2 separate regions of the Homo sapiens genome follow, and region 2 is linked to region 1. The links are chromatin contacts, found by Hi-C in ENCODE. All regions are on one chromosome and are shown on one strand. Each heading gives the region's core, a stretch centred on a gene start or an enhancer-like site at or near the end of the contact. The rest is flanking DNA. Distances are from core to core; before and after follow the strand shown.

Region 1 (6,457 bases), core at 244-2,743:
GCACGTTTTATTTACATGTTTATCTCACTGCAGCGGCACATTCACTTTTATAGCCTGTGCTTTCAAGTATATTTATACACCTCTGCGCAGACACACCAAATCTCCTGGGACGCGCACACGCGCGTGGTTTACAGACCCCCCTCCCCCTCGCAGAAAGCTCAGATTTCCATGCGGTTTGGGAAGGCTAGGAAAAGATGTGGGGATTCGGTTGGGCACCGAAGTTCGCCGGCCCTTTCCCAAAAAAAAAAAAAAAATGCCTCTTCGCGAAGGGCATTTCTGAGTGGTTTCAGGCAATTTCCTAACGAGTGGAGCTCCTCGGGAGCTGAAAGCCGAGAGGAAAACAGGGACAGAGGTCGGCGGCCTCTGAAGGTCCTCGAATCAAGATGCTGGGATTTTTGTGACCCAGGAAACAGAAGGGAGGCCAGGGTACGAATAGAGAGGGCGGCAGAATTGCTCGCGCCCTTAGCGCCCCAGGAGCCGGGCCGGTCGAGGGAGAACTAAAGGGATGCGGGGTAGTCAAAATTCCGGCTCCCGGAAGTTCTGCGGGGAGCCAGGCGAACGACCACTCCCACCACGCCTCCCCCCGGAGGGGCTGACTTCCTTGGGGCGAGAGGGAGCGGGTGGCGCAGAGCAGCTGAGCGGGAATGTCTGCAGGGCGGCGCGGCGCCTTACCTGCGGCCTCCGGGCTGGAGGTGTCGGAGATGGTGTGCACCTCCAGCCTGTGCTTGGAGGAGTCCAGCGACCGGGGCTGACCGGGAGCCAGAACCGAAGCCATGGCTAACGGCTGGGGATGGTGACAGGAAGATGAGGAGACGGCCGACAGCTTGGTCCCCGCTGCTCGGTGCTCCAAGTGAAGCGGGCCTTTCATGCAGTTCATGGACGAGGGAGCGCGACGCTCTACTAGTCCTTGGCTACTGCCCCGCCGAGCCCCCGTAGCCGCCGCTGCCCGCTCCGGGTCGCGCTCTAGGCGCGGAGTTTCCCCGCTGCGGGGAGAGCCAGGGGACGCAACCCCCGCCGAGTTCTCAAGCCAAGCTGCCCCCGTCTCCTCCGGAAGGCTCAAGCGAAAAAGTCCGGAGACGGAAAGTCAGCGGGCAAACGAAGACATGGGATGTGGGCAGAAGGGCACCACTCAGAGCGTCTTTAGGGAGCAGGCTTCCAAGCTCCAAAGCGAAACAAGAGTGGGCAAAGACCCCCTTCTTCTCTCCCTCCCTCCCCCAAGAACCCCTCCAATAAGGAAAGCTAACGCCGACCGCGCTCTGCCCGCCCCCCCCCCACGCGGCAGCCCTGACAGAGAAGTGTCAAGAGTGACAGGGACAGGTAGGTGATATTAGATCCCCTGCGGCGGCAGCAGCCGCTGCAGCCACGACGCGGCCCTCTGAGCGCACCCTCCGCAACGCGCACACGCACACCCCTCGGGCGGTCGAACAGGAGCCGGGCCTTGCCGCAGCTCAGCTCCAGGCACCCAGGCGAGCGACGGACCAGATCTGCGGCTCCGCGCTTCCCTGTTGGCCTAACATCTTAAAACCAGAGGCGGGCTTCCTGGTGCCGAGACGTCACTCCGCCGCGGCCCTCCCCAGCCCTCTCCGCCTCCGCCTCCTCCCAGACCCTTCTCCGGGTGCGACTGACGTGGCTCCGCACCAATCAGGACGCCCCGAGCCGCGGTGGAGGGACTGTCCTGCCTGCACCTATCAGCAGTGCGGGGCCGGGCTACTGCCTCGCCGTGCGCACTGGGTCTACACAGGCAAGCTCCCGGGAATTCAGCTCCTGCCCAGCCCAAGGCGATCCGGCTTTTAGTACGAACCCAAAGGTGAAGAGATGAGGCTAGGAGTCGAAGGCTTGGGAGAAGAGAGTGGAATGGTCAAGAAGAGAAAGGTACAAGGATCAACAAGACACCCACTCTTTGTGTCTCACTACATCCATTTCCAATCCCCCACCCCATATAAAAAGGAGACACGTTACTTAAAACTAGAAAATTTGAAAAACAGCAACAAATCACCTCTCCGATCTTAAATTTTCCAAACAGCCTGTCAAGTGAATGCTGCGCTAATCTGAAGAAGCTTTAATTGCAAAGAAGACAGAGCCCTGAAAAGGCAGGCTAATAAATTAGAAATCGAGAAGCAAATGGACCCGTCAAAAGAAAATTACCTTGACTTTAAACGAACAACTGTTTGGTGGTTCACTCTGGATTTATACAAGAATAAAAAGTCGCCTCAGATCACGTTCTCTGTGATGCTTATTAGTCCCCAGACAGAAAACACACAATAGAAGAGAAACCCTAACCCAGCGTTTTCAAAATGCTGAAAGCTTATCCATTCTACTTAACGTTGATTAAGACACATATCCTAGATCTTTCAAATTCCTTGTACACTGTATTAAGCTCGTCCTAACCCGAGAGAGCCACGCTTTAAATTCGACTCTCTTGTTTACTTTATTATCAATCAGATTTAAATCCATAAAGCCTGTAGAATCAACAACCTTGAGCTAATTATATATGAAATATGCCTTAATGAATTTCCATACAATTAAGAATGTTGCCAAATAACCAATTTCAAGGATAATTTTTAACAGTCATTTTCTTTTCCCAGTGAGCTCAAGGCTGTCTTGAGCCATTAAAGTCCAAGCAGGCAGAAGGGGTGTGTGTGAGCTAAGGGCGAAAAGCCTAGAACTGCGCTCAACTAGCAAAAGCAAAACCTTATTTATATAAAACAAAAAAAATCACCTTTGGAGACATCAACTCTTTATAGCACTGTTTCCAAGCAAATTTAATTTCCAAAGAAATTAAAGAAAGAAATCCAAACATATTCAAAATAATTTTTGAAAGTCCTTTTGTCCCCCAGCATAGGTCAGCTGGAGAGGACAAACTAATCTCCTCTGGGTTTCTGCATGGGCGATTGTTTTACTATGGAGTTAGTGTTATCATCTCTGAATGTGTATTTGTTTGACATTACAGTCAATGATTTGCAATGCCAGCATGAAGTATCTTTAAAACACTCCCTCCTTGTCCTTGTTCACAAGATTGGGAAACTTATTCGATGTGGAACAAAGTGGATGAAGCAGACTACAAATATATTTGCAACTTATGTGTCTCTCCTTTGCCCTGACCACCCCCAAACCCTATCTGCAACTCCTCCCCATTTTAAACTTGCAGTCCAAAGACGCACATGAGAATTGTTTTTCAGTCTTTCTTCACCAGTATCATCCCACTTTAAGAATAATTTAGCTGCAAGGGAGGAATTTCTTCATAGTAAGCTTTAAATCAGCATTTCTGCTTTTAACCTTTTATTCCACTTTACCCCATTCCACACATACAGACACCTGCTCAGAGTAAAACACATCCTCATGTGACAGGTCTGCATTAGCTGAGGCTCATACATCCAGCTATATTAGGTCCTGCAATCTTATCACTAAATTATACACATTACACTAGCAGCCTGTTGGTAAAGAAGGTTAAATTAATTTACATTCTGCTCATTATCTGGTGCTTAAATGACGCATTTTATCCCGGAGATTTGGCGGAGAATCTCCTTCTCAGACCCCACAGCGTTTCACTGAAGACAATGCTCTTACATTTGTAGTGGTTTTTAATCTGATAAGACTCTAATTTGCTTAAGTCTTTTAAATAAGGGTTTTAAATGTTTCTAGCCGTTTTCTTATTGAATTTCCTCTAATTCCCCCAAGATCATAAAGTATATGTGTAAAGTAAATATTTCCTCCCATTGCACTGCCAGCCGATGACCTATAACTAAGTCAATAAGAATCCAGCTCTTTTCTGCTGAATGTGTTTACTAATCATATTCCAGTTTCTTCTTTTAAACCTCAGAATAGCTGTGGTCCCCACAATACCATGCCCCTTAAAGCTTCATTTCATGAAGGGACTCCATCACATTAAAGAATGAAAAAAATCTCCACTGTAGTTAGTATACACAGCCCCTCACTCCTTGTTTTTCAAGATTCAAACCCCAGAGCTGCAAATATTTTTGGAAGCTTGGGTGTTAATGCCTTATTTTAGAAAGCCGAGAAGCCCCACAGAGCCATATAGATTTCTAAACCCATCTCTCATAAACCCACAGAATTTTGATAAAAGCTCTGGTGGCTCCACTCTACCGATGGAACTTTCATCACGACAAATATACATGTATGAAGGACCTCAATCAGCCTCCAAAGTGGTTGAAAAACCCAAGGGCACGTGACTGCTCCTCATAGTGCCAACGTGTGCGAGATGTTGGAAGCACTGGGGATCAGCAGCAGCCTAGATGCCTAAAAAGATAAGGTGTCCTAATTTGTGTGGACCCATTGAAGTCAAGTGGTGAATAAAGACAATTATCTAGATAATTCAGATTAAAGTAAAAGCAAAACCATATCTATTTGTATATATATATTCACATCCATTTTATATTACAGACACACACACGCACACACACACTGGCTCTGTAAACAACTGACTCAAAGTGAGGATTTTCTTTGCATTTTTCCAGCAGGAGTTTCAACATTCTCCTAATCTCCTAATCACTTTACACACTCACAGCAGCGGCGATTGGGTGACATTCTTCTCAGGCCCCCTGTGTGGCAGGACACCAACATGATAAGTCTGCATGGGGAAAAGGAGGTATGTGGTGGGAACTAAGAAACACTGTCCAGTGAAAACTCTGTGGCATGGTGGTGGTTGATTTTGGAGATTTAATGTACATAAGACTTGTGGGTGCACAGGCATAGGCAGCATGGATGAGAAAGGGGCCAGAAGAAAATAAATCTTATGCATTTTGTGATTCCAGCATTACTGTGACCTCTGGCTAAGTTCTTCTTAATTGGTTTTAGAAATTACTATGAGTTCAGCCTCTAACACAGAAATTTCCAATACGGAGAACATTGGTGGGATCCTGGTAGGGAAACTAGAGGTGCTGCATGGCTCACGTGGGGCAAAGAAGGAAAGCCCAGTGCCGGCGTGAGGTTTTGAGTCTGGGAGACATCAGGGGTTGTCTCGATTGGGGTTTCTTGCTTATTCTTTCAAAGAAAGACCCTAGAGGAGGGAAATGTGTGACATGGGGTCAGCCGTGTTTTGTGCTGGTATTTGCCACCGATTACCAGTCTTAAAGTCTTATTTAATTTCACACTCTTCAGTGTTAGTTGTGCAAAGTCCCTCTGGCCATGGCAGTGAGCGGTTGGGCTGTGCCGCCAAACTCTCCGTATCAATCTGGCCTGGGACTCAACCAAGTGATCTCTGACTTTTGGAAAGAGTCTGTCTTCAGAGTTCACCCAGAAGATGGCTTAATTAGACATCTCCCTGAGCTGTTAGGCCTTAGACGGGTGGGAGTCCTGCCCTGCCCAAGCTAGCTCAAGGACGAGGCCCGCCTGGACTCAGCTTGGAGCCACGTGATGGGCGTGAGTGTGTGAGCTCCTGGTAAGGCGCAGAGGTCAGATGGAGACCTTGCATCCTGCCCGAGAAGTGCCCCACCCCCTCCAATATCTGGCTTTTCTCTGCATACAAACCAAGCTGAAAACAGTCCACTACCCACCACCCCTCATAGCTATGGAACCAAATAACCCAGAAATTAAAAGCTTCACTGTAGCTGTCCTTTTCCCCATTTCCTAAATGGAATTTAAAAAGCTCTGGCTTGTCAAAAGGGGAAGATTATTTTCTGAATTGGAAGTCTGTAGATATATTGAGCAACAGCCACCCTCTCTGGGTCCCTGCAAATGGTACCCATTTTTCCAACCCACAGCTCTAGCTGCTCAACCATTTGAGATTTGGGGTAACTACCTGGGGGAACAGTGTTCAGATGGCAGTGGGAGTTACCACCTCACAGTGGCCTGGGGAAGAGAAGAGAAAGAGATTAGAGGAGGGGGCATTTGCTAAAATCACTCAACGAACATGCTGTTAATGCTTCCTCACATTTGCATGTTACTGCCACAGTTTTCCTAGGTGTCACTGAGTCTCCAGAAAGCAACTACTTGCCGAACTAAGTAAAATAAGGAGAATGGTATAGCACATGTGTTTGGAGAAGGGGAAGGAAGGGTGGAATATGAAATTGAGCATAGATATCCAGGTCAGGAAAGAAGGAAGTGGCAAGGGGCTAAATGAAGTCCCACCCCCCCGCCACTTTTTTAAACAACAGTTGGATTAAACACTCATCTGTCTTCCTCTTTTTCTCTTTTCTTCCCTCTCCAGCTTATGTCCATCTCCCTTTTCTATTTCTTTTGCTCTCCCTTCTTTCTGTTTTCTCTCTCCCAGACATGCTGGTAGCTAACATTCAGCATTAGTTGTCATGGTGACCATAAATCACCTAAATCCAAAAATACCCACCTATAATCTGAGATGAAGCTTTTATTTCCCTAGCGAAATAATATTTTAAAAGCTGTCAGCTGACAAAAAAAAAGGAACCCACCTCATTGTAGTAACCCAAGTAATATATTACTTCTAAAGGTTTAAATTAAAATGTCAGCCTGTTAAAAACATGCT
Region 2 (6,457 bases), core at 1,558-4,057, 780 kb after region 1:
CCTGAAAATAAACATAAGTGGAGACATAGGATTTGCACCATTTAAATGCCAGAGCAAGGACCATAGAATTTTAGACAGGCTTAAATGTAGAAATTAAGGAAAAAACTTAGAACATAGAGATATCATTTGAACTCAAGGTAGAGTTTCAAGAAATCATTCTACATTTGATATGTTTCCATGACATTCATATAGAAATTCCAACACTAAAATAAAAACAAGCATATGAAATGTAAAAAGTAAAATTTAAATGGTAGATGTAGGGTTAAGAATTATTCATAGATGATAGAGGACATAGAAATGAATGACGTTGAGTGGAAAAAGAAAAAAATTATATATTTTATTTCTGTCTAATAGGATATGGATTGTATATTATATTTTAATCATTTATCTGAGCATGACTGAAAAAAAAAGAAATCCCTAATCCTTGGTTTAGGGATTAGCATATAGATATAGCTCTCTGCACACTGGGAATTCTGTGGTGATGAATATATAATTCTACACGCAGTCAATCATACTAAAATAATAGGGATAGGGAAATGGGTGTAGACCCAATCTTAAACCTTACCTGCAAAATTGGGTGCTAAATGGGCATTTAGGGTTTTAAATGTATATATATATATATAAATTCGAAGTAATGATCAGAGAAGAACAACACTTTAATTCTACTGTGTCCCAGACCAGTAGATGAGCTCAATATGTATTCCTGTGCAGCAAACTCAGGATTTTCAGAGCACCATAAAAGCTTTTTATTGTACACTCCAATGCTGTCATCCGCAGTTAGCTAACAAATATGATAGGTTTTTAATATAATCCACTCCGTCTTTGCCAGTGCTCCTTGTATGTTACATCATCTTTATACGGGCCAAGAGTTTGTTTTCCCCAGATGGCCTTCGTGAAGCTGCTGACAGCCCTTCTGACTGAGAAACTGTAGAACAGCAATCTTCCAATTCATTTAGTACTACTGACAAAGAGAGAGCTGTTGATATCCTGATGCAAAAGCACTCTATCAGGCATTACATAGTGTCTGTGTTCTCAGCATGTTTTGGGCGTGATAAGTCATAGCACATGCTTTTTGACATCTTTCTGCATTTCACTGCTGTGTAGAGTTTCCTGGAGTTGAAATCAGGGTGACAGAATGTAAAAAGCCAAGTGTGACATCATCAGCAACTGGTAGCAGTCACTGTATCATAAATAATACTTTGCAGACGTGTCAAAAATTAAGTTGCAAGAAGTTCATCATAATTTCTTTGAAGAAAATTTGAAATACATGGTTTTACTTATTTCCACACACCGATTTTACCCAAGTAGAGATGAAGTACAGAAATATCTTTAACTTAATGTTTTGTATTAAGTTAAAGGAAAAACCATTTGGTGAGTCTGCTCAGCGAATGGGCTAGAGTTTTTGTTGTTTTTTTTTTTAAACAATTGAAAAAAAATTGTTTTTTGTCTTTTTTATAAATAGTTTTTTCCTTTAAAGTGAGATCACATATCAGTGACTATAGGTCCCACAAAGCAATGGGTGGCACTGCACAGGAGGTGGCTCTGCTGCGGATGGAATGTCTCCTGATTATGATTACGTCTTGGTATTAATAAGGACGGCAGCTGCAGCAATCTGTTCAATTTTATGCAAATTAGCTCTGGCCCTCTGGCTTCTGGCTGGTGGCCAAGACAGCCTTTGGCTGGGTAAAGTTAGGATTTATGCTTTATTCTACTGCTGCAAAGGTTTATTTAATTATCTGTATTTATTTAAAGCAGAACAGTACAAAGCAATTCTGCATTTTGGTCAACTTTGTGATGGCTGAATTGTGTGGGATTTCCCACCCACCCACAAGCTAGTTTGAATCATTGAATATATGAATCATCTAATATGTCCCTAAAGAATAAGAAGGGTTGACTCTTCTCATTACTTTCTTTGGTAATAAAGGGCTCAAGGTGATTTCTCCTCACTGTACCTTTGAAGGCCTGTGAAATCAAATAATGCAGAATAGCTGACATAGTAAAACTTCACTAGCTGGAATTAGGTGAGGGAGACCACCTGAATAAAGGAACATTATATAATATTTGTAAAGAAATGCATAACTACTATTTCCAAATATGTATACCTAACAACCCAAAAGGATCTAGCAAGCTATGGTCAAGCAGGTATTCTCCTATGCCTGTTTTCATGTATCCATATAATTATTTGTAATTATCTCAATTTTTATATATCTGCTATGTAAAATATTTAAAATAATTTTTTATCGTGTATGAATTAATTATTCCCTTTACAGGTTTATAGTAAAGCTAATTGGTGTGACAAACTGATTTTTTACTGAAGAGTATATACAGGAACTTGAGCTCAGCTCATGTCTTAAATTTCAAACATCAGAATTAATGAAGTTATGGGAAAATTTAAATATGTTTTTAATGGCCACCTATAATTCATCAATTTCATATGCCGTAAGGTAACATGAAACATGGCTTGGCACCCATTTCTGAACTTGCTTTATATATTTTATTATAATTGTCTTTGTGATCTTTTTTGGTTTTCATAAATTCACAGTTTCCATAAATACCATTAATTAAATATTTCATAAGACACTTGGGATGTGAGAATCTTATATCCTATTTTATCAGCTAAATCATCTGCAATCAAATTTAAAGCCACAAAAAATGTAGGGATAGCACCCACCACCTTCAGCTACTTGTACTAAGATTTCGGCATTAGATTGTTCCTTCTTTCTGTTAATCTAGGCTCTTATGGGCCTTCTTTTATTTTAAGCACAGATTCAGCTGACAGCCAGCACTTGTTCTGGTTTTGAATCAAATGCTGGCAGTGTTCCCAGAATATGAACCAGTTGTTTCTTTTACACACTCTCTCATTGTCCCTCACCATCCCAACTGCTTTCAAAGCAACGTGCCATAACCAAACTTACACTTGCTTTAATGAGAATTAAAGTGCATGAATCAAAGCAATGCTTCCCGTGTGAGCACTGACTATCTCTGGGGTAAATTAGGACAGTTGATACGCAATGTAATAGAAGAAAATGACAAAAATAAACTTGGACAAAAGGCATCTCCTCTTTCAAACTGAAGCACAGAAATTATGTGTATATAAACAAGTTTTCCCTGAATCATTTATTTCCCCATTATTTTAGCTATTGGAAGTATGATCTAAAAATTATCCTATAAAGGCACCAATAGCAAATCCTCCACTTTCATCTTTACACATACTACTCTTTTATTTTTCTGGTAATTACCTGCATCTTATTTTCAATTACCCATCCTCTTTATTGCTAAAATACATCTTTAATGTGACAGTATTTCTGCTATTATGGTGAAGTAGAATGTTATCTATGTCTGTGCTAGGCCCTGTCCAATGATACTACTTTCTAACGTTCTGAGAGGGTGTTTTATTCCAGGCATTCCTGAGCAAGCAGTTGAAGGTCAATATAAATATGGGGTCCTACTATGACAATCTGTATTTATACCACAGTGCTAAAAATTAATCATTATTTCAAATAAGGAGATTTTAGGCATCTAATCCTTTCATATTGTGAAAAAGACCACCTCATTTTGCTTTTGAAAAATGCTAATTTTAGAATGTGCACATTTATAAAAAAAGTAAACAATAGAAATGCATAATAAAAGAGGACTGATTAAATAAGTTATGGTACATTTAATATATTATTATACAGACATAAAGCTATTAGCATGGAAAAATTGTGATATTTTATAAATTGAAAATAGTGAGTTATATTTGTTTCACATCCACACAAACACGGACAACTGAGAGATATACATATCTGCATCAGGGTTACATATTTATACTTTGCTACACAGATGGGAAATAACTTTATTTTATGTAACTGATCTATTTTCCTATTTCCTTTGCTGCTGAGCCGTAGGAAATAAATGTAGGGATAAGTTAAGTTGCCAGTAACAGTACAGCTGACTCTTGAACAATATGGGGTTTAGGGGTGCCTAAACCCCACATTTTTTACTGTTTTTGCAGTAAAAAAAAATCTGTGTACAACTTTGGACTCCCTCAAAACTTAACTACTAATAGCCTAGTGTGGACAAGAAGCCTTGCTGATAACATAGTAGATTAACACATATTTTGTATGTTATGTGTATTATATAGTATATTCTTAAAGTAAGCTAGAGAAAAGAAAATGTTAAGAAAATCCAAAGAAAGAGAAAATATATTTACTATTTATTAAGTGGAAGTGGATCACCATAAAAATCTTCCTTCTCATCATCTTCATGTTGAGTAGGCTGAGAAGGAGCAGGAAGAGGAGGGGTTGGTCATGTTGTCTCGGGTTGGCAGAGACAGAAGAGGTGGAAAAGGCAGAAGGGGAGTCAGAGGCAGGCACACTAGGTATAACTTCTATTGAAAACAATCCACTTACAAGTGGACCTACACAATTCAAAGCCATCTCTCATTCAAGGGTCAACTGTATTTTATTTTAATTTTTCTTATTTAATATTCCATCAAAAGATATGGTATCTTTGTGGTAAATGCTTTTGTTTTTTTGAATTTCCATATACTTCCTCCACGCTCATGCCCACTGATTTTCTCTGGATGACAAGAGGGTGACTGGGAGATTTAATGCTTTTCTGGCTGTTGAGAGGAAAGGCCTCATTTTCCCAGTGGCTTTTGATCTGTGCTAATTTGTGTATCTCATTTCTTTCTGCCCTTGTACTTGTGTTTATTAAAGAGGGGCTCCGTCTTTACTCTCAGGGTTTTATGCTAGTACCAACCATTCAACTTAATGGCCCTGGCCACTCATATCTAGTCTCCAAGTCCCTGATCATTATGCTCCTTGGCTCCACTAGTGCCAAGCCAACCTAACAATTTTGTGTTCCTTCAAGGAGGCTAATTGGTATTTCTGGGTACCAGCTAACCTTCTAAAGTTCAAAGAAGGCAGAAATCCTGTGTCAGGCTCACCTCCCTCTGCCAATGTCATGCTACTAGTCATCTTGTTGGTTTTGGTACCAAACTGAAGTTTTGCCTCTTCTAGCAACTTGCATCTTTCCTTGTATGGGCATTAGAAAGTTGATACTAGCTCTAATGTCCTCAAGATTGGCCTGTGCCAATTTGAATGATTCAATGGCATTCTCCTTCAATGATAGTCCAAGAAAAAAAAAACAATAAAATACGAGCACTTGATAAATTCCTCTTTCCTCATTTCTTCTTTCCATACTTCCCTAGACCAGAAGAGGTGGACTTTACAGTTTCTCTTCCTCTCTAGAAGGGGCATTCTCTATCCCTGGGGGCATTAAAGCTCACAGGTTAACCTTAATAATGTATACTCCCTACACAGATAGGTAATACTCTTGATAGCAAAGCAGTACTGTGTCTTAGTCTGCTTTGTGCTGCTACAACAGAAGAGCACCGACTGGGTAATTTTAAACGAACAGAAATTTACTGATTCGCCATTCTGGTGGCTGGGGAATCCAAGATCAAGGGGCCGGCATCTGGTGAGGGCTTTTTTGCTGCATCCTTCTAATGTGGAAGGGCAAAGAGAGAGTGAGAGAGAGAGAGACAAAAGGGGAGCAAACTCATTATTTTACAGGAAACTCATTCCTATTATAACAAACCCAGTCTTGAGCCCTCATAGCCTAATCGTTTCTTAAACTTTCCATCATACAACACTGTTCATTGAGAATTAAGTACATGCTTTTTGGGAGACATATTCGAATGCAGTACTTGCTTTTTGGGAGACATATTCGAACCATAGCAACTAAGAACTAGGGATTCCTAAGAAAAAAAGCACATTGTTTACATTAGAAGTTCATTAGCCCTGTTATATAGAGGCATGCTTACATATATATTTATATACATATTTACATACATATACATACATACATATATAACAGATTGGTATATTATGAAATACACATTATAAAATAAAGAGTAGTTTCCATTTTTGTATATTTATATGATTTTTTGTTTTATAATATACCAAATATTATTTAACCTGGGTGACAGGATTGAGTGATTTTTGTTTTCTTTCATCATACTTATTTTTATATACTAAAATTTCCTAAAATTAGTACACATTTTTAATAATAAAATAATTTATTGAATAAGAAAGTGCATATTTGATAAACATCAGACATCAGTCTAAGAATTTGTTCTAATTTGAGTAGCATCTTCCATAATATTTAAAACATTTCTGAGGCCAGGCGCAGTGGCTTACGCCTGTAATCCCAGCACTTTGGGAGGCCAAGGCAGGCAGATCACAAGGTCAGGAGTTCGAGACCAGCCTGACCAACATGGTGAAACCCCGTCTCTACTAAAAATACAAAAATTAGCTGGGCATTGTGGCGGGCACCTGTAATCCTAGCTACTAGGGAGGCTGAGGCAGGCGAATCACTTGAACCCGGGAGGCGGAGGTTGCAGTGAGCTGAGATCATGCCGTTGCACTCCAGTCTGGGCAACAAGAGCAAGACTCCGTCTCAAAAAATAAAT

Evidence for each region. A loop is a pair of places that touch in the nucleus more often than their neighbours do. Pooled maps may share reads with other maps.
Region 2: a pooled map of left cardiac atrium shows a loop between it and region 1 (3-fold over the local background). The contact joins the enhancer-like site here to the promoter of PITX2 in region 1. A Hi-C loop is called at or near these places in 3 of 50 pooled maps.

Annotation. Positions count from the first base shown.
Region 1 is chr4:110,621,584-110,628,040 of GRCh38, forward strand. PITX2 (paired like homeodomain 2) reads right to left here and starts at 1,494. Exons shown (of 3, transcript NM_000325.6): 1 at 673-1,494. The coding sequence starts at 877. RefSeq lists enhancers at 1-102, 4,866-5,367, 5,368-5,867 and a silencer at 1,465-1,554.
Region 2 is chr4:111,398,109-111,404,565 of GRCh38, forward strand. No RefSeq gene overlaps it. Among named protein-coding and RNA genes, the nearest start is that of MIR297, 540 kb to the left of the region's middle. Within about 2 kb of position 2,808, at least 3 of the 41 ENCODE cell types and tissues checked have a DNase peak (open chromatin) inside an H3K27ac peak, as active enhancers do.